Linked DNA regions of Homo sapiens: region 1 is linked to region 2. A link is a loop called in an ENCODE intact Hi-C map of the cell type or tissue named here. Cell type or tissue: endothelial cell of umbilical vein. All regions are shown on one strand. Links, peaks and the distances in the headings refer to the core of each region. The heading gives the core; the rest is flanking DNA.

The links. A loop is a pair of places that touch in the nucleus more often than their neighbours do. Peaks named below come from ENCODE experiments on the same cell type or tissue, not always from the same donor. Only the 100,000 strongest peaks of a DNase experiment are listed, where the experiment ranks them.
Region 1: a loop joins it to region 2, with 4 times the contacts of the local background. A loop is called at or near these places in 3 of 110 quality-filtered maps.

The regions. Positions count from the first base shown.
Region 1 is chr15:51,157,924-51,169,270 of GRCh38, reverse strand. All of the region lies in intron 1 of MIR4713HG (MIR4713 host gene), which reads right to left. Among named protein-coding and RNA genes, the nearest start is that of TNFAIP8L3, 69 kb to the right of the region's middle. In endothelial cell of umbilical vein, for the core only: a CTCF peak has its summit at 6,235 (motif pointing left); a DNase peak (open chromatin) is centred at 6,180; H3K27me3 peaks cover 1,074 bases.
Region 2 is chr15:51,093,507-51,104,853 of GRCh38, reverse strand. TNFAIP8L3 (TNF alpha induced protein 8 like 3) reads left to right here and starts at 9,948. Exons shown (of 2, transcript NM_001311175.2): 1 at 9,948-10,310. The coding sequence starts at 10,259. The region is part of intron 1 of MIR4713HG (MIR4713 host gene); the gene reads right to left. It overlaps LOC124903491 (a long non-coding RNA gene), which reads right to left and starts at 9,911. Exons shown (of 2, transcript XR_007064631.1): 1 at 9,809-9,911; 2 at 8,372-9,065. LOC124903492 (a long non-coding RNA gene) reads left to right here and starts at 276. Exons shown (of 2, transcript XR_007064633.1): 1 at 276-377; 2 at 951-1,479. RefSeq lists a silencer at 10,424-10,473 and an enhancer at 10,196-10,926. In endothelial cell of umbilical vein, for the core only: no CTCF peak of the experiment used is centred there; DNase peaks (open chromatin) are centred at 6,613, 7,173, 7,673 and 9,663; H3K4me3 peaks cover 1,030 bases; H3K27ac peaks cover 4,205 bases.

The DNA of each region.
Region 1 (11,347 bases), core at 2,343-10,342, 64 kb before region 2:
TCTGAATTAAGAATGTAAAGAACATTCTTGAACTTTTTGATCCATTTCTTCAAGCTTCATTCTAAAAATCTTAAGAACCATAGCACTACCCCCACTCCCTGAAGCAAATCCAACTGAAGAGAGAGAACAGAGTAGAACCAAACCCACGCCTTGGAGATGCCCATGCTTAAAAAACTTCACTTGGACCAATGCTCAAAGTCACTGGTCATCAAAGAAATAAAAATTAAATCTACTAGAATGGCTAAAAATAAAAGGACTGAAAACACCAAATGTTGGTAAGGATGTGAAACAACCAGAATGTTCATCCATTGCTGGTGGGAGTGTAAAATGGTAAAACAATTTTGGAAAGATTTGTTTCTTCTACAGTTAAACATGGACCTACCCAATGACTCAGCACTTAAATTCTAAGTTTTTACCCAAGAGAAATGAGAATGTATATCCACAAAAAGACTTGTACAGGAATATTTATAGCAGCTTTATTTATAACAGTCAAACTGGAGACAACTCAAATCCAGGGAAAAGGATAAACAAACTGTGGTACATTTATAATATGGAATACTACTTAGCAACAAACGGGAAAAATCTGCTTCTATGTAATAGATGAGTCTCATAGACATTATGCTGAGCAAAAGAAGCCAATTATGAAAAAGTGCATATTATATGAGTCTATTTATATGAAGTTCTACACAAGACAAAACTATCTATAGTGAAACAAAACCAGAAAAGTGGTTGGCTCTGGGGGGGATAGACTGAGAAAGAAACTTTCTGGATGGTAGAAATGTTTTATGCCTTAACAGGAGTGAGCATATGTTCCTTAGAAGTTCTAGTGTTCTATGCCACTGTAGGATGACTCTAACAATAACATATTATTAGTTTCAAAGAGCTAGAAGGAGGATATTGAATAGTCCCAACACAAAGAAATGTAAATGTTTGAGATGATGGATACACTGATACCCTGATTTGGTCACTATACATTACATGTATCAAAACATTCCTATGTACCCTAGAAATAAATGAAATTATTATTTGTCAACTTAAAAATTTTTTAACATACCAGATTATATATTTAAGATTTGTGTATTTTACTATATATAAATTTTGTACTCTACTAGTAGGCTTGCTTTTCTCAGCAGTGTGGGTTAGCAATTCTGAAATTAATTTCTGTGTATCTTATGCTTGAGCAAATGAATAAATACATTGAGGAAAATAGGAGCCATGTTTCTTACTGTCAGAAAAAAGAGTTACAAATATGTAAAAAGGGGAAAATTAGAGTGTTCTCTGAGTTTATGGATTGGAATTAGAGGTACCAGTATGAACTTGTGTTTTTTGATACATAGATGAATAGATAAATATATTTCCTAGCTCTGTCCACCAAAAGTGTCTGGGAGCAATAACACACCTGCAGCAGTGAGTACATCTAGCACTTAGATCTTGGTTTCTAAATACCATTCTCCACTAAAACGAACGAAGAGTCCTTGAAGAAAAGTCTTGGATTCCAGGACTGGGGTGTGGAAACACAAGATGAGTTTAGGATATCTTATTTCACAAGAACCTAAGAAGATGCTCAGTGAGAAATGGGGAACATTCAATAGGACCCAGGATTAGCTTGAAGGAACTTCCATGGGCCACTGAAGGGACTCTTCTACATCTGGGACAATTTGAGCATCAATTATAATAATGTATTCTATTTCACTGAATAAAATAGGAATCCCTGAGAGCACACTGATAGAAAAATGCCAACTAGGCGGGGTGCCATGGCTCACACCTGTAATCCCAGCAGTTTGGGAGGCTGAGGCACACGGATCCCTTGAGGTCAGGAGTTCAAGACCACCCTGGCCAACATGGTGAAACCCTGTCCCCATTAAAAATACAAAAAAATTAGCCATGCGTGGTGGCGCATGTCTGTAATCCCAGCTAACCGGGTAGCTGAGGCAGGAGAGTCGCTTGAATCTGGGAGGCAGAGGTTACAGTGAGCTGAGATTGCACCACTGCACTCCAGCCTGGGCGACAGTGAGAATGAGACTCTGTCTAAAAAAAAAAAAAAAAACAAAAAAAGCCAACTAATAAATATAGAAGGGATGATAGAATTAGAAAATCATCAGTGGTTGCCAAAACTAGTTTGATAAGGGTGAAAGGTTGATGAGAAACAGAATATTTACAGTCTCAATGCATCTCCCCTCAAATTACTTATTACTTACAAAAGAGAAAATGGTAACATGGTGGAGAAATTTGGCAGACACTCCCTGTTCCATTTGCTTTGTCTACATAACAAATTACCCCCAAACTCAGCACCGTTAAACAGCCATTTATTATGCTTGTGGATTCTAGAGATCAGGAATTTGTATAGAGAACATCAAGGATGGCTTGTCTCCGCTCCATGATGTCAGGGGCCTTAGTTGAAAAACTCAAAGGCTAAACGCTGGAATCATCTGAAGACTCCTTTACCCACATGACAGCACTGGGTGTTGTGTGTGGCCGAGAACCCCAGTCCTTCCCCAGGTGGCTGGTTTGGGCTTCCTGACAGGATGGTGGCTACCTGGATTCACCACTGTGCAGTTAGTATTTTTCACTTTGTAATTGATAAATAGCTTGTAGGGAGATGGTTTGAGATTAGATGAATATCCTATCTCTTGATCATGCTTTTGGCCACTACTTTCAGCATTGCTGCAAACTCTTTTTTAAAAGGCCAATTTATTTCATAGACATGTACATTTTTTTCAAAAAGTCCAAACTCTAAACAGTGTAATTCTTGAAAGCACAGAATCCTTTAGTTTGGCTCACAAGCTTGATCTTTGAAAAAGCCCTCTGTTTTTCCAACTTGCTGGTCTTTGCTAATCAGATAGGGGTTTAAAAAAAGATATTTCATTATACTTTTAAGGGTCTATTATTATAGACTGAGCTCGAGCATCTTTTCATGTTTGAATCATTTGTATTTCATTTTCTGATAACTGTTCTTATCATTTGTCTATTTCATACTTACTTACAGAAGTTTTTAAAATATATTAAAGAAAGTAATTATAGAATAGAGAAATATATTCAGGAAAATAGCCCTTTATCAGTTACACAAGTTGCAAGCATCCTTGTCAATTTTGTGTTTGCCTTTTATCTTTTCATTTTGATTTAGTGTTACTTTTAACACAAAATTTTTTGTTGTTTCTGTTTTGTCGAATTTACTAATTTGTGTGTGGGCGTGGTTTCTTAGAAGAGCCTTCCCCATTCTGATATTATTAGTTAAATCTCCCATTTTTATATACTACTTGTATGATTTCCTTTTCATGTTTATATATTTAATCTACCTAAAATTTATTTTGGTGTAAGACCTGAGATCCAGCTTTTTTTTAATAAGATGATCCACTTGTCTCAATATCATTAAATGAATAGTCCGCATTTTCCCTAAGGGTGTAGTTTATATCGTATACTAAATTCCCATATGTATTTGGTTTGACTTTCTAGTCTGTATTATTGATTTAATCATGCATTTGTACCACATTGTTCTAATTACTATAGATTTATAATATGTTTCAATATCTGGTAGGATGTTTCCCTCCTCGTTACTCTTTTTTTTCTCACAATTTTTCTGTCCAAGAATATGCTTGCTTGTTTGTCCATGTGAACTTTAGATTCAGTTGACATGCCTAAAAACTTCTGGACTAATTTAAGGAGACTTGACATCTTCATGATATTGAATCTTCCCAAGTATGAACGTTCAAACAGTAGACCTTTCCATTGCTTAAGGCTTCTTTTGTGTCTCCTTTCTTTGCGTAGCTTAAAAGAGCATTTTAATATGTTTTTCACAAGAGCTGACCACTGTGTCTTCTTGCCCTGTCCTGTAAGAGCCAGCCCCCATTTGTTGCCATTTCTGGACATTTTTTTTTTACAATAAAGCAACATGGATGTGGAGTTTTAGGATGAGTATACTAAAGTTTCATTAAAATATAGTAATGTGGGCTAGACACAGTGGCTCACGCCTGTAATCCCAGCACTTTGGGAGGCTGAGCCAGGCGGATTACCTGAGGTCAGCAGTTCGCAACCAGCCTGGCCAACGTGGTGAAACTCCATCTATACTAAAAATACAAAAAATCAGCCAGGCATGGTATCAGGTGCCTGTAATTCCAGCTACATGGGAGGCTGAGGCAGGAGAATCGCTTTAACTCAGCAGGCGGAGATTGCAGTGAGCCGAGATTGTGCCATTGCACTCCAACCTAAGCAACAAGAGCAAAACTTCGTCTCAAAAAAAAAAAAAAGTAGCAATGTGCTATTGCACCTACACTTTCAAATTTCAAGTAGAAAACAATACTTCTGGTGATGCTGAGAAACTCAATACCATTCCTCAGAGAGCCGTGGCCATCAGCAGACAAATTTATTTGGGGGGTATTTTATCTGTTTCATCGCTATTACAAATGGATTCTTTTCTCCAATCTTGTCTTCTGCCTGATTGCTATTTATATATAGTTAAATGGGTTTATAGGTTCTCTAAGCATATTACTTAATGGGAGGAAGAGAATTTAATTTCTTTCTTATAACAATCACCAACCATAATGGTAGAAAATGAATCTCAGGCTACATACCAAAAAGAACTTCAGGCAGTTCTTTTTTCTTTTCTTGATAGAATGAAATATTAATAGAACATTCAGCAAATTGGCTTTTAGACTGTACATATAACTATTCAATAAGTAAATCTTAGAAAAAATAAAAACAGCTTCCACTTGTATTAACTGTATCAGCCCCAGTTAATACTAGTGATGAGATAGAGAGATAGAGGGGTGAGATATGGAAGAAGATTTTGCAGTACTTGTCAAAAGTTATAACCATACATCCACTTGGGGTGTGGCCTTTGCAATCGTTGCACTGCCTTAAAAAAACTCTTTTTTTGGCCAGGCACAGTGCCTCACACCTGTAATCTCAGCACTTTGGACGGCCATGCTGTGTGGCAGACCCCAGCAGCCCACAGCAGTGAAAAGTGCTCTCCATGCTAAGGTAGTGCCCAGCACAAGCCATGTAGACTCCAGCCTCAGCCAGCTCTGGACTCTAGGCTGACCATCACCACCCCGGTTTAACGGGACAATTAATAGCCTGCTTTCCGCCAGAGACAGAAGTGGAAAATCAACTACGGAGTTTTAACATTCTTTAATTATGGACACGACCAGCTTCAGGAAACCACTGATTTCATAATGGCCTCCTCCCAGTGAAGCAGCTGTTGGGCACATAATCCTGGGCACAAGGCACTCAGGGCACCGCGTTGGCTTCTTCACAGAATGGCCACTGGGGGTGCTTCCTGACTCCATAGGAGGGGCTAGAGCATGCCCCTCCACACTCAGTAAGCAAAGATGGATCCTCCTCAAATGTCGCATTTGCCACAAGAACCCTCCAAAGCTAGCATGCTTTTAAAAATTAATCAACTTTTTCTTCAAGAGCGGCCCCTTTTTAAAAGAGATCTATTGATGTACAACATTTGTAAAGTGATTTGCAATTTTCGGTCTCCCTTGCCCTCTCCTTATCCAGTCTTAAAATAACTTCAAGAGGGAGGTGTTATGCTAATCCTTAGTTTACAGGTGAGAAAGCTGAGATCAAGGAGGTTCAAAGGCTTGCCTGAGGTTCCACAGCTGGGAGACAGAAACGTCTATAATTGGCTGTGGCCCCTGGGGGTGGCCAACTACAGGGTGGCTGCTGCTATCTGGGTAGCACAGGGGAAAATAACAAAGTAAAATTGTCTGCTTCTGTTCACACAGCTTAAAAAAACCTCTGTCCATCTTCCAATGGTTGATAAAGCAACCTGCAGAGCAAGGCTTTGCTTCTGTTTTGTGTGGAAATCTAGGTAGGAGGAAAGAGACAAACGGTGTAGTGTCCCAAACCTCAGGAAAAGGCAGAAATAAACTCCATGAAACCACAGGAGAGAAGCTGAGACAGATTGACAGAACTCCGAAAGAGAAACTGCCAGAACCCAATGAGTCATGAGCTCTTAAACGGAAAATCAGGCTGCATAGTGCCTGCTTAGATAAAAGAGATAATTAGATCTTTTGTTTGTATATTTATCCTAAATGGCTTCTCCACTCTTTGACGATATCTTTGCTAAGATTTCCACTGTTTTATATAATGAAGTTTTATGGGATTTTTTTTTTTTCAAAGAGGAATCTATTTTTATAGAGCTGGAATATTGTGAGGCTAATTTTGTATCTCAAAAAAGCAGGCTCTCTGCAGGGGAGGCAAGTGAGTCTCTGTCGCCACCTAGTGGACATTGCTAAATGGGAGCCAGCGGAGAAGGCTCCCCATAGGCACTTGGAGCCCCCAGTCACATTGCACCAAGGACAGACATGTGACAGCCACTGAGGGGCCAAAGCAGTCTTAGCAGGCCAACCCACAATTGCGTGTCATTTCTGATTAGAAGCACATCTCATTTAAAAGATCTTCAAACATTGCTTTTAGCATTTGTACCTAGAGTGAAGCATCACAGATTAAGACCAGGTGTGGTCTCAGCTGGTCCATGTGTCCTGATCCCTGTCTGTTCTCCAACATTATTTTCATATATTCCCCTTAACCACAGTCCTGCTTTGTTGACTTCAACATTCAATCCAGTATATGGACCATTTGAGCTGACCATATTCTAGGTCCCAACCTGAAACTGGTTCTTTCTTCTGGCTTTCCAACCCTGCCTTCACCTATGACATGCCACCATGCTACTTCTCCAGCTACTAAGGCCTGTCATCTAGGCCTGTCTAGAAAGCCAAAAAAATATTTTTCACCCCTTTTCCTCCTGGAGCCACGCCCTGACCTTTATGGCCTGAATTCTGGATTCGTTCATTTATTCGACACGTTTTGACTGGACACCGACTGCTGTTATTTGCAGCTGCAGCATTGTAGAGAGAAGAGGCCAGTATGGCCAGTGGAATCAGGAGAGGACATCTTTACAGATGGCTTTAAATAGGCAGCCCAGGTGGAGAAGAAGAAATAGTTTCGTTGCTGGGCTTGAGCAGCATGATCTCTTTCCAGTTCAATCCACCATGCCTCCTCAACCTGACTTCTCTCCTTTATTCCTTGACTCAAAATCCTTCAAAGTTCCCTCCTGCATCCATGCAGCTCATCCAAGGAGTCTGCATTATCCTGTGCTCAGAGATACAAACAGGGGTGGGATTCAGTTCCTGACCTTAAATTGCTCAGCATGAGGAAGACAGACCAGCAGACCCAGGGTGTGGAGACAGCTGCCTAAGGCTGGGCTAATGAGTGTCTGGGGAGCCAGAGAGGGTGAGACCAATTCTGCTGGGCAGCAGGGAGAGGCTGGCCAGGGGAGGTTCCCAAGAGAAGGTGACATTCATACTGGATGCTGAAAGATGGATAGAAGTTTATCAGCAAGAGGAGGGGGAAGGAAATGTGAAGCAGAGAGCATTCTGGGCAGAGGGAATGGCAAATGAAAAAGCACAGAGTTATGGAAGAGTTAGGGGTCAGGGACATTGGTCCTTCTGCACACCCAGGAAAGGAGGTGCACAGCTAGGGCAATAATGACCCAGATTCCAACCACAACACTGGATGTGATGGCCATATGTTCATCCCCACCATGTGGGTTTAACATTCCTGAGGTTCCCTGAGGCAACAAGAACTAATAATGAGGTTTCAAATGAATACAATCCCATGCAGTCACTTTGAGTCTCATTTCCCCTGCCGCTGCACTGATCTGGCTGGGGTTGTCTGGGCCCAGCCATTGTCATCATCTCCGACTCTGGAAGCAAGGCTCATATCTACAAGTCACTGTGTGGACCGAACAGTGTGAGTTGTGGGACTGAGGCATTGATTTCCCAGCTGTGGCATTGGCAGATGATGGCTTAGATGAGTTTTCATCTTGCTCACTTTCAACTTGCTCTCAGTTACAGAGAGCTGCCTCACCGAAAGATATGTCCCCTTCCAATAGATAACCCCTTCCCATAGACAATCCACATCTAATAGATGGGTAGATGCAGGGGGCAAGGCCTGGACCCCTGGTTTTCGTACAGCAAAACTCTGAGGGACCATCCTAGATCCAGACCCCCAGTGGGATTGGCTGAAACCTTTGTCACATTTGCATCACGGCCCAACTCTGTCTTCCCAATGTTGATCCCAAGGGCATACTCCAGTCAAACTTCCACACACAAATCTGTCTCAGAGTCTGCTTTTCAGGGAATGATTCACAACAGATAGCTTAAGAAGCCTGGTTCCCATTCAAACAAGATCCTACAGGATGGACATAGACCCAGAGACCTCACTCAGAGGAAACTGAAAAACAATTCTGCTTCCCCCAGTTTAGCCCTCGCTCAGTTAAAATCTACTAGGAAATAGATTTCTTTTCCCCTAGAGGTTTGGGAAATTTGTTTGGGAAATTAAAATTGCTTTTTCACAAGCAAGACAACTAAGGGAATTGAGAGCTCCCCCGGGGGTGAGCCGAGATGAAGGCCCTCCTGTGAGGAGATATTGCCAATATACTTAAGAGCAAGAATTTCTATAAATAGCCCCTCGGAATAAAGGAGATGGTATTGCCAGTAACTGCTCTATGACTTCACTTGAAAGCCTCAACAGCAAAGTGATACATATTATAGACAAAAGAGCCAGTCAAACTCGTGTCCGCCCAGCCGGCTCAGTGCCATGGGAGGGCATCCACTCAGCTGCCAGTCCCCGAGGGCAGGGGCCAGGAGCCCAGCTGGTTCCTTTGGGCTCCACTGTAAATGTGGAATTCTAGATAGACTTTTAGTGTCTCTCACAGTCTAGGTGTTTCTCTGGGTGGGGAGTGCTCCTCAAGTCTCTGCTTTTGCAAATTGACTTCAAATGGAATTTAGAAACTTGCTCCCATCCCTACACCACTTTTATCTCCTCCCTAATCCATCTTCTCAGCCCCCACACCATATCCCTGCCCCCCTCTGAAGGGTGGGTCCTCAGAGGTCTATCAGGGAGAACACATGTGCCCTCTGGTCCACTTGATCAGCTGAGACATCTTACCCAGGGCTTACCTGTCAGCTGAGATGAACCTGGCAATGTCACTTCAGAGGCACCAGCAAGGTGTGTCTGAGAGCGAGTGCTGGGGGAGACCTCCAGCCATCTCACCAAGCACCTCTTTTACTCCATGGGAAAAGGAGGTCCAGGGAAGTGAGGTGATCAGAGCCCAGACTGGATTCCTAGGCCAGTGCCCTTGGCACCGGACACTCTGTCGAGCTGCTTTCATCGCATATTATTTGATCACATATTTAGTCAATCACCTTAGTGAATAAATGTTAAGCCCCTAGCATGGACAAGCACAGAGGTAGGTTCACTACAAAGAATTGGGAAAGTCTTGGTGGTGCATGGTGTGACGCCAGAGGCAGGCACACCTAGGAGGATATGGTGGCACACTCTGGAGAAGCACCCAGTGTCTGCAGGAGGCCTTAGCTCCAAGAAATGATGGGTGAAGACTCAGAAAGGCCAGACGAAGGGCCAGGGACAAGTGTCTCTACCTTACAACTTGGCCAGGGGCAGGCCTGACATTCACTCAGCCTCCAGTGTCTAAGAGCAGAGAGTGGGCACTGCTTCCCAGGACCGGCTACATAATTTGCAGGGTCTGGTGCAAAATTAAAATGTGAGGCCCTTTGCTAAAAAAATATTATGCATTTCAAAGTGGTGCAGCAAAGCATTAGACCAAGCACGGGACTCTTCTAAGTATGAGACCCTGTGTGACTGCCGGGGTTGCACGCCCAGGAAGTCAGCCCTGCTCCTACTCAACTTCACCATTTCATTCATGAAGCCAAGGAATGCCAGGCCTCCCATCACCCAATCCAGACACATCCTGAACAAAGGAGGAAGCTGAGACCTACGGAGGTAAAATGACATGTCTATGGTCTCTCAGCTGGTCAGTGGCTGCCTAGTGTCCTTAAAATTTAGCTTCGTCCTGCTTTGGCTAATCAGAACCATACCATATCTATTTGTCTAATTGTTGTGTGCTTGTTTACTTTCTACTAGGAAGCCGGCTATATACAGGATAAAAAGAAGAAAATATGTCCCCTTTATCAAAGAACAAGGTGAAAACACCTGAGGGCAGATCCCTTTACCAGCCCCAGACTCTCCAGCCACCCTTGCTGATTCCTCTTTCTAGGGAAGCAGCCTAGGCCCACCCGAGAAGACCCCCCAGTATCGCCCTCCCTCCCGGGCTCAGGCATAGTACGTGGCACTCCAGGGTGTGAAGGGCACCTGCCTATGGTATAGGCTCACCCATCTGGAGATGGCATCATCCTTGGCAAGGATAGGGGGTGCAGAGCCACAAATCAGGCCTCATAGTCCCAAGGAGGAATGGGTCAAGCAAGCTGCTTTGTCCTTGCACCTTCCATAGGCCTTGGATGTCATGTTGTCACTCCTGGAAGGACCTTGGAGATGAGTAGAGCAACCCTCCCATTTGACAGATGACAGACCTGAGGCCCAGAGGGATGTGTAGAGTCGCAACAAGAACTAAGGTCTCCTGTTAGACAACCCAACTCCCCAGATGCCAATCTCAGCCTATAAATCATGTGACCATATTCCTGGCGGTACTTCCTTCTTTACAGCATAGGAAGGTGGGGGGGAAAAGAGGGACAAGAGGGCGTGATAGAAGGGACTTCCAAACCAGGAAGTCAGTGCCCCTGGCCAGGTCTGCTGTCTTCCAGTTGTGCAAACTTTGCCTTAGTTTCCTTATCTACAAAATGAGGCTACTAATATCTACCTCAAGAGTTGGACTACATCGGCAAGATGCCTAAGCTGCCCAGAAGAGACTTGCCATTATGGCAGGTGCCACACCCTTCTTTCTCCATTTCTTACTCCATGTCAGTGGTCCCAGTGGGGACAACATTCAGATCTATACACTTCTCATGGATGGTGTTAGGTGACACATCCAAACATCGTTGTATTGCCTGTTATACATGGAGCTTAAGAACCTTAGGAGAAAACATTTTAATCATGCATTTAATTAGGATTCCAACTCCTAGGGGCAAACTGGGAGTCAGTGGGAGGTGGGGAGAGATCCTTATTTTGAAGCAACAGAGGCCTAGGACCACATCAGACACTACTAAAATGTCCAGAAATCCATGAGGGAAGCAGGAACTCTAACAGGATTGCTAAGACTGTGCTCAAGCAGGAGGAGGCTAACAAGGTAGTAAGATTCAGGAGTTCCCATTAATGGGTTTCATGGATTCCCTCAGGCCGCTGAGGCTGCAGTTGCCCCCATACACTCTGCCATGAGGAAGCCCAAAGAGGTCCCTAAGAGTGGGGGCTCCAAGATGTTCTGGTCAAATGACAGGCAGTCGGCCATCACCGTCATGAAGCCCTTTCTCTGCTGGCTTCTGGCCTTGGAGGCTCTCCTGAGTGTGGACTGATACCTCCTTTCCTG
Region 2 (11,347 bases), core at 2,209-10,208:
AAATTCATGAACAGCCAGAATAAAAATCCAGGTGTCTTCACTCCAACACAGCAGAAATTACTCAACATTGATTCACTTAGAGGCAAAGCTAAGAGGATGTGGGTTCCAGGAACACAAGGGCACGCTGGCCAGAAGGTCCCATGAGGATAATTCAGAGAGAAGGGCCCAAGGCCAGGTCAGAGAGCCAAAACCTCCAGCCATCACAGCAAAGCATCCACTGGCAGGGAGGAGACAGCCTTAAGCTGGGGGAAGGAGGGGCCAGGAGTGCACTCATCAGGGACGAGGCTGCAGCAGACAGAGAGCCAGGGGAAAGACACGCAGGAGCAGGGCAGAGAGCAGAAACAGACTGACATGGCGCAGATGCAGGACATGGCTGGGTATGACAAACTCCTTGCTGCGTGGACTCTGGGTAGTTCTTTGTTTTGGTGTATATTCAGGACTCTCCTGTGAGTGGGGAGCATAGCAGGATAGTAAAGAGGCCGGCTTTAGGATGGCTGAGAAAGCTCGAACTCTGGCTTGGGTGTAGCTGGATTTGGGCAAGGCTGGATAAGGGGAGACAGCCAAGAGAGTCCTGTTGCAGCAATCAAGACACAGGAAAGAGCTGGGAGGAGGGAGCCCGTGGAGATGGAAAGGAAAGGGTAAAATCAAGAGACTCATGGTAGAAATAGCATCAGATGTTGATAGGACTTTGGATGGCAGCATGGAAGCAAGGAAGACAGAAATAAGGGCACTAATTTGGAGACTATGAGCCTGGGGAACTGGGAGGCTGCTGGCACCTTCAGTACAATGGAGATGTGATTGTTGGAAAGACGTGATTGAGGTGAGAATGGTTGCACTGACCTCACCCTCCACTCTGCACTAGCGGAGGAGAGCACGTTGGGAAGTGATTCCTGGTTTCAGAGGCTCTCCTCTTTCCTGCCAGTAACTCTCATTCCTCTTAACTCTTGCAGCAATATCACCTATACTAAGGAAGTAGGCACATGTCCCACATGCTTGTTTCCTAGGACAGAACCCAAATATTTGATCCTTGGACTTACGAATTTCATCAAGAGAAGTTAAAGTATGAGTTACAGGAATGTGGAGGATGAACCGAGTTCCTGGGTTTTCGACAACTATGTGACTGAGACAAAATATACATTAGAAGAAAGTAACACGGAGTTTGGAAGGATAGAAGACCACAGTTCACAGTACAACTAACTGGAAATATGGTGTCAATGTGTCTGTTTCAGAGGAGAACCAGTCCACTTGAATGAGGTCACTGTGACTCAAACATTATGCTGTAATGTTATCCTGAAAGAGCTTCAATAAATCTAACCACTCATGAATGTCTAGATAACACAAATTTGGCAAGATCTAAAAACTAGCTAAGATTGATAGTGACAGTCAAAGGAGAAAGTTGTTAAAACACTGGAAACTCTCATGGGATGATGTCTGTTAATGATTTGAAATGAAATAAAGTTGATATCCTTGGCCATGGAAGGAATTCCCTTCTCTGCAATAATGTTTGAGGTGTTAAGATGCCCACAGGCACAGTCAAGAGGCCAGAGAAGTAATGGAGAGAGGCCCAGGTGTCTTACTAAGGGATAACATTAACTTATGCCTCCTCAGAGAATGAGCAAAGGCTTATGGCAACCAGGCATGGAAGATTCCTCTTTTAGAAGGGTTGATAGCTTCAACCAGGCAGATTGCTTTGAACACCGAAGGGAGGGATCCGTTTAAGGACAATGCCAAGAGAAGACTTGGCGGGAAAGAAAATGTTGGATAGATAGAAGAGAGGAATGGAAAGTTTGAAGACCCAGAAAAGAAGAAAAGGGAAGGGAAAGGGGAGGAGATGGAGGGAAGCTGAGGGAAGAGAAGGGGAGGAGAGGGGAGAGAGTCTTTGATAAGATAAAGAAATTGAAAAGAGGCATTGGTCAAGTCCTGCTTTTGTTAATTCCACTCCAGATGTATATGGTCTAGTAGAACACTGGTGTACAGGAGGTAAAAGGAGAGGAAAGATCAGTAATGGGGAGAGAGATTTGGGAAGTGAGGGTGGAAACCAAATGAAAACTGGATGTAGTAAAGGAAGTAGCAGGAAGTCACTGCTGTCCTGGGCTGGAGTAGAAGGGCTATAAAGGAGCATGGTAATATGATGGGAAATCCTGAAATAGGGCCAGAGACATGGGTTCTGGTCCCATTTGTTCTTAACTCTGGGCAAACCACTTCACCTTTCTAGATTTATTTCTTCATATCTAAAGTGATGGGGTTAGACCAGGTGACCTTGAACATTTCTTCCCCCTTCTACAGCCCTCGACTGGGTGTAGATGTTATGAAATCAGAGACTTACATAAATGGAACCTTCCAGATTGGAACATGTATTTAGCTTTTCTAAGTAGAAAATGCTTTGAAGGGAGGAACAAAAGGTTCCACTCAACACTTGGCGAGCGATATTTGTTCTGTAAAATAATTAGTGAGTAAGCATTATTGAACTGGGTTGTCACATAAACATGAGAGAATTAAAAGAAAAAAACAAATTTAGGAGACTCAATTTTCCCTTCCATAGATCAGAAGGATGATTAACATAAACCACGAGAGGATACTTTTAAAGACATGCGCAGGAGGAGAGTCAGCATCAGATGAAAGCATGCCTGTCTGGGGAATAGGAGCCTTGAGTTCTAGTCTCAGCTCTGCCACTCCCAGGACTTGGACACATCATTTCCTTTCCATGTCTCAGTTTCCAAAGGAATCCAAAAAGTCGTGGACTCCAGCCTCCCACAATACCCCTACCCATGGTCATCTAGTTGTAATCATTAAAAAACACTTTCTTATTCCTGTACCACTGGTACATGTCTGTATCAATGAGGTCTAACTAGGAAAATATTTTACTTATTTTCTTTTCTTTTTCTTTTCTTTTTTTTTTTTTTTTTTTGAGACAGAGTCTTGCTCTGTCGCCCAGGCTGGAGTGCAGTGGCGCAATCTCAGCTCACTGCAAGCTCCACCTCCCAGGTTCACGCCATTCTCTTGCCTCAGCCTCCCGAGTAGCTGGGACTACAGGCGCCCGCCATCACGCCTCGCTAATTTTTTGTATCTTCAGTAGAGATGGGGTTTCACTGTGTTAGCCAGGATGGTCTCGATCTCCTGACCTCATGATCCGCCCACCTTGGCCTCCCAAAGTGCTGGGATTACAGGCTTCAGCCACGGCGCCCAGCCTACATATTTTCTGTCTTTCTTTCTTTCTTTTTTTTTTTTGTTTGAGACAGAGTTTTGCTCTTGTTGCCCAGGCTGGAGGGCAATGGCGGGATCTCAGCTAACTGCAACCTCAACCTCCCGGGTTCAAATGATTCTCCTGCCTCAGCCTCCCGAGTAGCTGGGATTATAGGCATGCACCACCACGCTGGGCTAATTTTGTATTTTTAGTAGAGACAGGGTTTCTTCATGTTGATCAGGCTGGTCTCGAACTCTTGACCTCAGGTGATCCGCCTGTCTTGGCCTCCGAAACTGCTGGGATTACAGGCGTGAGCCACCACGCCCCGCACTATTTTACATATTTTCAAAGGAGATCATGCAATGCAGGTAACTGGCTACACAGGTCTGAGAAGCCAAACAGAGGATAGTGAGGTAATCTAGGCATTAGCAGCAGCAGGAAGTCACTGCCACCCTGGGCTGAAGGACGAAAGGGAGGAGGTGCTGTTACTGGAGCCAAGGGGTTGGGGTCACCTCATGAAAGCTGGAACCACAGCAGGTCCATTTGGTAGGAGCTGGAGTCACAGAGGAGATATAGCAATTGTCAAAGGTGCCAAGATTAAGGGATAGAGGATAGGGGAGAATATTCCTTCCCTGACCTGCCCATCTTCTGCCAGTGCCTCCCACTGGCTGTATCCAGCTAGAAAACAGCTAGTACAGGGGCCCGGCAAATGCAGCCTGTAGGGGTCAGCCCCTTTTCCATACAGAGGATGGAAAGGGCAAGGACAGGCAGGCCAGGACTGGCACAAGATCCAAATTCTCCCTTCTTATAACTTTTATCCATTAGTCCCACATCAGCCTAGAATCTAAGTCTCTACACATTTAAGGACATCCATCCAGTCATGCCTTGTTTGTTTGTTTTTTTTCCTTCTCCAGCCTGACATTCAAACTTTCTCATACAGAATGGTTTCCAAACCTCTTTCATCATCTTGATTCCCCCACCTTGGGGAGATCCCTGATATGTCTTCTTAAAATGTGGCACCAGATGTTCATAAGACCCCAGGTGTCTGTAAGACTAGCTCCAATACAGAAGAACTATTCCTGCCCTTATTGTAGCAATACAGCTATTATCCCACTGTTGACTCATGTTGCTCTTATGGACAACTAAGACCCACATGTCTTTCCCATATGATTTTGTCTTCTCTTACCTGTGTTAGTATGGTAATCTATACCATTGATAAGCACAAGCATCAAATTCTTTCTCTAAATCACTACTCTTGTTGTTGTCTTTAAAAAAAAAAAATAAGTAGAATAAACTAGAGCCAAGGGCAGAGCTCTGTGTCACTCCACTGGATACCTCCTTCCTAGGTAACTCAAAGCCATGAATCAAAGCTCACTGGGTAGGATTGTTCAACCTACTCCAGATCCACCTAGCAGCAAGGAAACTGTGTAAGACCTCCTCAAAACTTAAATCACAACATATGGTATCTGTGACAGTCACTTCCCTTCATTTTGCACCTGAAACACAGAGGATACTCAACAAATACTTGATACATCCCAAGTCAAATAAAATTATCTTGATTTATATACTTCATGACTCTGTTTAAAGAAAGTTAACATGGTTATTTTAGCAGGACATGGTAAGGAACCCATGTTGGCTGCTGGTGATCACCATTCTCTTCTTTAACCATTTATAAACCTGTTTGTTTCAGATTTTTGCTAGACAGCAACAAAAAACTCATCAATTGGTTATTTCCGGAATCAACTCCTTTCTTCCCTTTGAGAACTGGGGTAACATTGCCCCACCCAGTCTTTGGGTACTTTCCTATCATCCTGAAAACCACAAAGACTCTAGTTGCCGCTGAAACCTCATGGGTCTTGATTCCGTCTTCTCTCCTGTGGGAATAATACTGACCTTTTCTATGCCACAAAGCTGTGTAAGGATCCAGGAATATGGGAAGGCACTGGGCAGAGCTCAACAGTCACTTAGGGTACCCACATACAAGCTGTGTAGATGCTTGTAAGAACAGCTCTCATGCAGCAGTGGAGTCACATCCCATAGCCAAAATGAATGCCACAAGTGAGATCACACACCATGTGTGATCAGGGAGGCTCTCAGTGAACCTAAGATCCTGGTGCTGCTATTTAAAGGGCTTATAAATAACCCCATAGGGTTGGGCTAGGGCACAACAGAGGTTGGGCCCATAGAGTTTTCTTCTCTCTCTCTCTTTCTCTTCTCCCTTTCTCCTTCTCAATTTCCCTCTCCCTTTGTATCAGTGCTTTTGAGTCACTATAATTGCATTAACCACCAAGAAAGCTATCCTGCTGGCAGCTCAGGAAGCAGAAGCTAAGAACCCAGGAGAACAGCTGGATGCCAAAGTTGCCAGCCTCATCCACCCTCTGCCTCCTACAAGGGGTCTGGACTTGGATGGGGCTGTGCAGAGGACACACTGCCCACAAAGAAAGTGTGGAAGGAAACTTTGCATTCTTCTCCTAAACCTCCTCTGGGCTCAACTGATGCTGGACAAATGCAAGAATGAACTCAAATAACCCACCTGCTGCCTAGTGGAGATTATACCCATGAAAATTCTTGATAACCTTAAAGTCTTGGGATATATACAGCAATTATTTTGTTAGTTGCAATTTTCTTTCTTGTTTCTCTCTCCCAAGGAAAACGAAGGAGGCTGAAAGTTCACAGGCATTGATTAATGATGTGTGCAAAGATTTAGACACGAGGATATTGATTGATGCTATTATAGCAGAAAATTGGAAACAACCTAACTGCTCAACAATAGAGGATTGTTTAAATACATATGGTATACTCATCCAGTAGAATATTGTACAGCTATTAAAAATCATGTTATCAAAGAGTAGATGAAATGATGTTCACAACATATTGTTAAAAGGAAAAAGCAATTTACAAAAGCAGAATACTGTACACACACAGAAGGAAACTTCTCAAAAGATATGTTAACCGTGACTGCAATTAGTAAAATTACGAATTAATTTATATTCTTTTTTGTTTATATGTATTTTCCAATTTTTCTAGTAATCTGCATTACTTTTTAAATAAGAGGGGAGACAAATAAAAGCTTATTTTTACTGGCAAGAAAGAAATAGGAAAGCTCCCTTTCTCAAGGCTGTCTTCTAGCACCATGTTCTGTTAGATGGATATCAAGCTAGCTTGGACCCTGCTCTCCAGCTTACCTACAGTCCCATGGAGGCCCCCTCAGCTCTGGGTAGAAGCTTCCTTGGGACCAAAGTCTACCTTGAGACAAATGATTAAAAATAGGGCCAACCTTTCACCTCTAAGGACCAAAGGCCACTTCAGCCTACAGAAAACAGCGGTTCTAGAGCTGGTGGGTTTTCAAAGCAGAGCAGCAGTCCTAGCGTGTGAAAAGTATCTCCTTCCCTCCTCCCACTGCTGAAGGTTTGCAGACAGCTCCCTTTCCATCCCACAAGAGGAGACAGGCAGATGAGTCATAGCACTGGCTCAGATTAAAGGAGTATTATTGTGTTAGCAGAAATGGATCTATTTTATTATCTGTTTCTTGACACCTTACAAATAGATACGCTTTACCCACCAGACAGGCAATTTCCTTAAAAAGCCAACAATTTTGTTCACTCTAGTTAAGAAATGACCAATGAGTGGTAGAAACTCGTATATCTGAAGAGCTGCCAGGCTGAAAAGATGTAGTGGAAACACTGAGGAAGGTGGCTTATAACCCTCAGACTCTAGATTCAAGTCTGCAAAGTGATGCCATTTTTCTAAAAATATACAGAGGAACTACAGAAACCCTTTCCCTTTTTCTCTTTCTTAAGAGTTTTTCCCCCCCCACAAGAAATATATCAGAACTGGTTTGTAAAAGGAGATTCACCACCTCAGATTTCACTGTTTTAGTGGGGTTGATGGTCATAGGATACTATTTTAAGGACTTCCTTCTCTTACACAGATTTTTCCATACTGGGAGGAGAGATAAGGTATGTTCCACTAATGTTCCTCATTAAACTCACACGCATGCCAGTAGTCATTTCCCTTTGTCTTGCTGTCCCATGACAACAGATTGTACATCATAGGAAATTGGAATCGAGACCTTGTTTAGTTTGGATCTCTCTTCCCCATTGTCTAATTCCACATTCAATTCAATTTTTCATTCTATGTCTGCCTCGTTTAGCAGAAATATACTATGAATGAATATAGGAGCAGGTAAATGAATAGGCATTATCTAAGAACTTCACTCAAAGACTTTTCAGGATACCTTGACCAGTTCTTTCTCTCCCCCCCATGCCCAAAGCATTTATCTCTGGGTCAAAATGTGCTAGATACTTAATGAAGACCTGACGACTGATGAGCATACATGTGTTGTAAATGTGTGTTCTCAGTACATTGTTTACTGTTGATCAAATTCCAGTAGCTTCTCTGTTTCCTTTTTGCTGTTATTCATACATGTCTCTGTGGTCTGTCTCCCTCACACTGCAACCCAGGCTACCTGTCCATTAAAACAAAAGCAAAACCAAAAAAGCTTCCATGAAGTGCAAGGAAAGGAGGTCTAAGGAAACAGGGAAAGTTTCACATTTCCTGTTATTGAATCTAGGCACAACCTTTAGAGGAAGCTGAATGCCTTTTGAATCCCATATGCTCTGTTCTGTGAAGCTATCATTGTTGTTTTACCTTATAACTGAAAAGCTATTATGGCAAACTTTTTAAATGATCCCAGCTATTTGTTTTTCGAGTATCATCTTGTATCCAAATTTTGCCATTACTTTTTTCTTTCTTTCTTTTTTTTTTTTTTTTTTTTTGAGACAGCGTGTTGCTCTTGTTGCCCAGGCTGGAGTGCAATGGCACGATCTCGGCTCACTGCAACTTCCGCCTCCTGGGTTCAAGCGATTCTCCTGCCTCAGCCTCCCGAGTAGCAGTGATTACAGGCATGCACCACCACACCTGGCTAATTTTGTGTTTTTAGTCGAGACAGAGTTTCTCCATGTTGGTCAGGCTGGTCTCAAACTCCCGACCTCAGGTGATCCACCCGCCTCAGTTTCCCAAAGTGCTGGGATTACAGGCGTGAGCCACCGTGCCCGGCCCCCACTTTTTTCTTTTCATTAAAAAATGCAACTCTAAAATATTTTGTTTTTCTAAATGGGATCCATTCAATCTAAAAATTAGTGTTCTTTCCAGTTATCAAACATTCACTGTGTGCCAGGCATTGGGTAATAGCTTTCATACTCATTATTTCATTTATTTACAAACACCCTATGAAGGAGACACCAACACTTGAGGAAACCGAGAGAGGTTTAGCCATTTGCCCAAGATAACACATCCACTGTGGGGCTCTTTTGACCATTTCATCAATATCCATCCAACTTGTATCACTAGAGTCCATGAGCTTGGCCATCCTTTGTTTTCTGAAAACACAAAGTAGAGTGGTATTTGCACTCTGTTAAGCCCACACTTCACTAAAGACGGCAGCCTTCAGGTAGACCAGAAGCCAAAACTCACTTATGACACTGTACCATAGCAGTCAGGAGCAGATCTGGACATCAGACCTGATTTCAAGTCCCAGTTCACCCACCTACTGGACGACCTGAGACCACAGGGACATCATCTGCTGTCTCTGAGACTTTTCCCATCTGTAAAATGGGAATGAAAATAAGTTGAATTCTATGAACTTGCCAACTTTCAACCATATTCTACTTCCAAAAAGTATTTTCAAATGGTGCAACCTAAATTCTTCACTGGGTCATTGTACAGATTAGATGAGGACACAAAGGGAAATGTTCAGTAAGTGGCGCTTTTTAGCAGACTTTTTCTTCTTGATTTTCTTTTGCTCTGGCCAATAATTTGCATTCTCTGGGCAGACTTTACAAGCAGAGAACCCAGCTTGAGGCTTTGTGAGTGTAGGAGCCTATAATAGGGAGGCAATAAGAGCATATAGATAACCAAGAATTAACAACAACAAAAAAGGCCTCGGTGCTCCGTGCATTTCCCCCCTCGTTTGGGCTCTTAATTAGTAAATAGGTTTACAAATGCTTTTTTTTTTCCTTTCATAAAGGATGGTGTTACGGAAGTTTAGCACTCTGTGTTTAATCCCATCAACAAAGAAAAGCTTTTAAAATTAATTCTGGCCCCTCTAGTCGAGGGCGCGAAATAGCACGGCTGCTTGATTGGCAGGGTGGCTCCAACCTTCCAGGCGAGCCAGTGTTCAGACTCACCGAGCCCCCGGAACCCGCTTCACCACCGCTTGCCCCACCTGCCCTGCCCTCGCTGGCAGAAGACTCAAACAGCCGGAGTTAGCATTACCTGCCTGTGTGTTTACTTCGTCACTAGGTGCCAGGCCCAGCGCTCGGTCCCGCACACGCCTTGTCTTACTACTTTCCACAACAGTCCAACTGTCATCTCCCCCCACCCCGCCCCCTTCCCTTATTCCCCGCTCCCTTCCCTTATTCCCCGCTCCCCTTCCCTTATTCCCCGCCCCCCTTCCCTCATCTTCCTAGTGAGAAAACAAACACAGGTCTCGTCCAAGGTCTCTGAGCGGAGGAGTTGGACTCGAACCCTGGCAACCCCATAAGTCGGAACACTCGGAACCTCTCCTTTCCTGCGCGAGTTGAAGCTCTTTTTCACCTAGTAATTTTACAAACTTGGCCTCACCCTAGGGAAGGGGCTCGGCCTTGCAGACCAGCACAACCTCGCCGCGCGAGGCAAGTCCAAGGGCTCCGACGCAGGGCGCGGGTAGGGAGGCGCGGCGCCGCCCCCGGGATATTTAACCCCAGCCTGGAGCCCGCCGGGCGCCGGACGCTCGGGCTCCTCGGCGCTCGCGCCTCCCCTCCCTCCTCCCGGCTGTCTCCCGGAGCGCCCCACCCTCCGCCCTGCGCTCGCCTCGCGCGCAGGCACCGGCCGGCGGGCGCGGGGAGCGGGGCGCGGCGGCGCTCGCCTCTGCGGAGCCGCCCCCTGGCCGCTGCCGCCGCGCACCGCCCAGCCCGCGCCGCCCGCGCCGCCCGGGCTCCAGCCGCCCCGCTGTCCGCCCTGAGTGCGCCGCGGCTGCCCGAGCGCCCCGCAGACGGGCGGGTGGCCGTGGACGCCCAGCCAGCAGCCCGCAGCATGGATTCGGATTCCGGGGAGCAGAGCGAGGGCGAGCCCGTGACCGCCGCAGGTACCTAGGGGCCGCGACGGCCCAGGCGGGTGGGCTGGGGCTGGGGAGGACGGGAGGCTGGGGCATGAAATCGGGAAGCCGATCCTCAGCAGCCCGACCCCTTCCAGGCCAAGACTGGGGATTGCTCCGCGTCGTGAGTTTGCTTTGGGGCTTCCCCCAACCCCATTGCACTTGGGCGCGCGGGAGGGAGGGAAGGTGCATTTAGGGGTGGCTCTCCTTGCTGCCAGTCTCCCGCGGCGGGCTCTGGTCGCCCGGGCTGGGTGGGGGCGGGGAAGGGTTCGGGAATCCGCGTACTGTAGTTTGCTGCAGAGAGGGTTGCAACACATCTGCCTTTTGAAATAACTTTCCGAGCGCGGGCCGGGTCCTCGAACCTGGGGCGCCGGGACTGCGCTGCGGCGCAGGTGACTGGGTCCAAGAACGTGACTGGGGGCTCTGAACAGAAAAGGCCTCGCGAGTGGTTGGGGCAGGGGTCAAACCACAGCTTGCGGCCGCGGTTCCCGAGGCTGCTAGGAGAGCCCATGCACAGGGTCCATCGCTGCCGCGCAGCCGGCGGAGAAGGTCCAGAAGGTCCCCGCGGACTGGTCCCCGAACACAGACGCAGGGGCGCGCGCCTCCCGACTTCGCCTTTAAGAGGCCCCGCCGGCTTTTCACAATCGATAGTTATTAAAGCAATAGGTGGATGCTTACTTAGGGAAGAAAAAAAATGAATGTCCTCCCCCGCCTCTCCCTGATACTGAGCAACAGGAGGAAGCCACCCACAGCCGTGGGTCGACTTGCCGCCGGTCTCTGCCCACCTCCACCGGTCCGCTCCGCCCCCCACCCACGGGTCTACGCACCTAGGACCCGCTCGCCCTCCTCACGTGCCCACAGCTCCCGGCGCTTGTGCAGCTCTGAAGGTTAGCTGTGGGCCTGCAGACCCGTGACCTGCGGGCTGGGACCCTCCTGTACAGACCGCGGCCCTGGCTAAGCCCCCACTCTTCCCAGTGTCACACTAGAGTACTGACGGTGGGGACCAAGTAACAGAAGGCACCATCAGT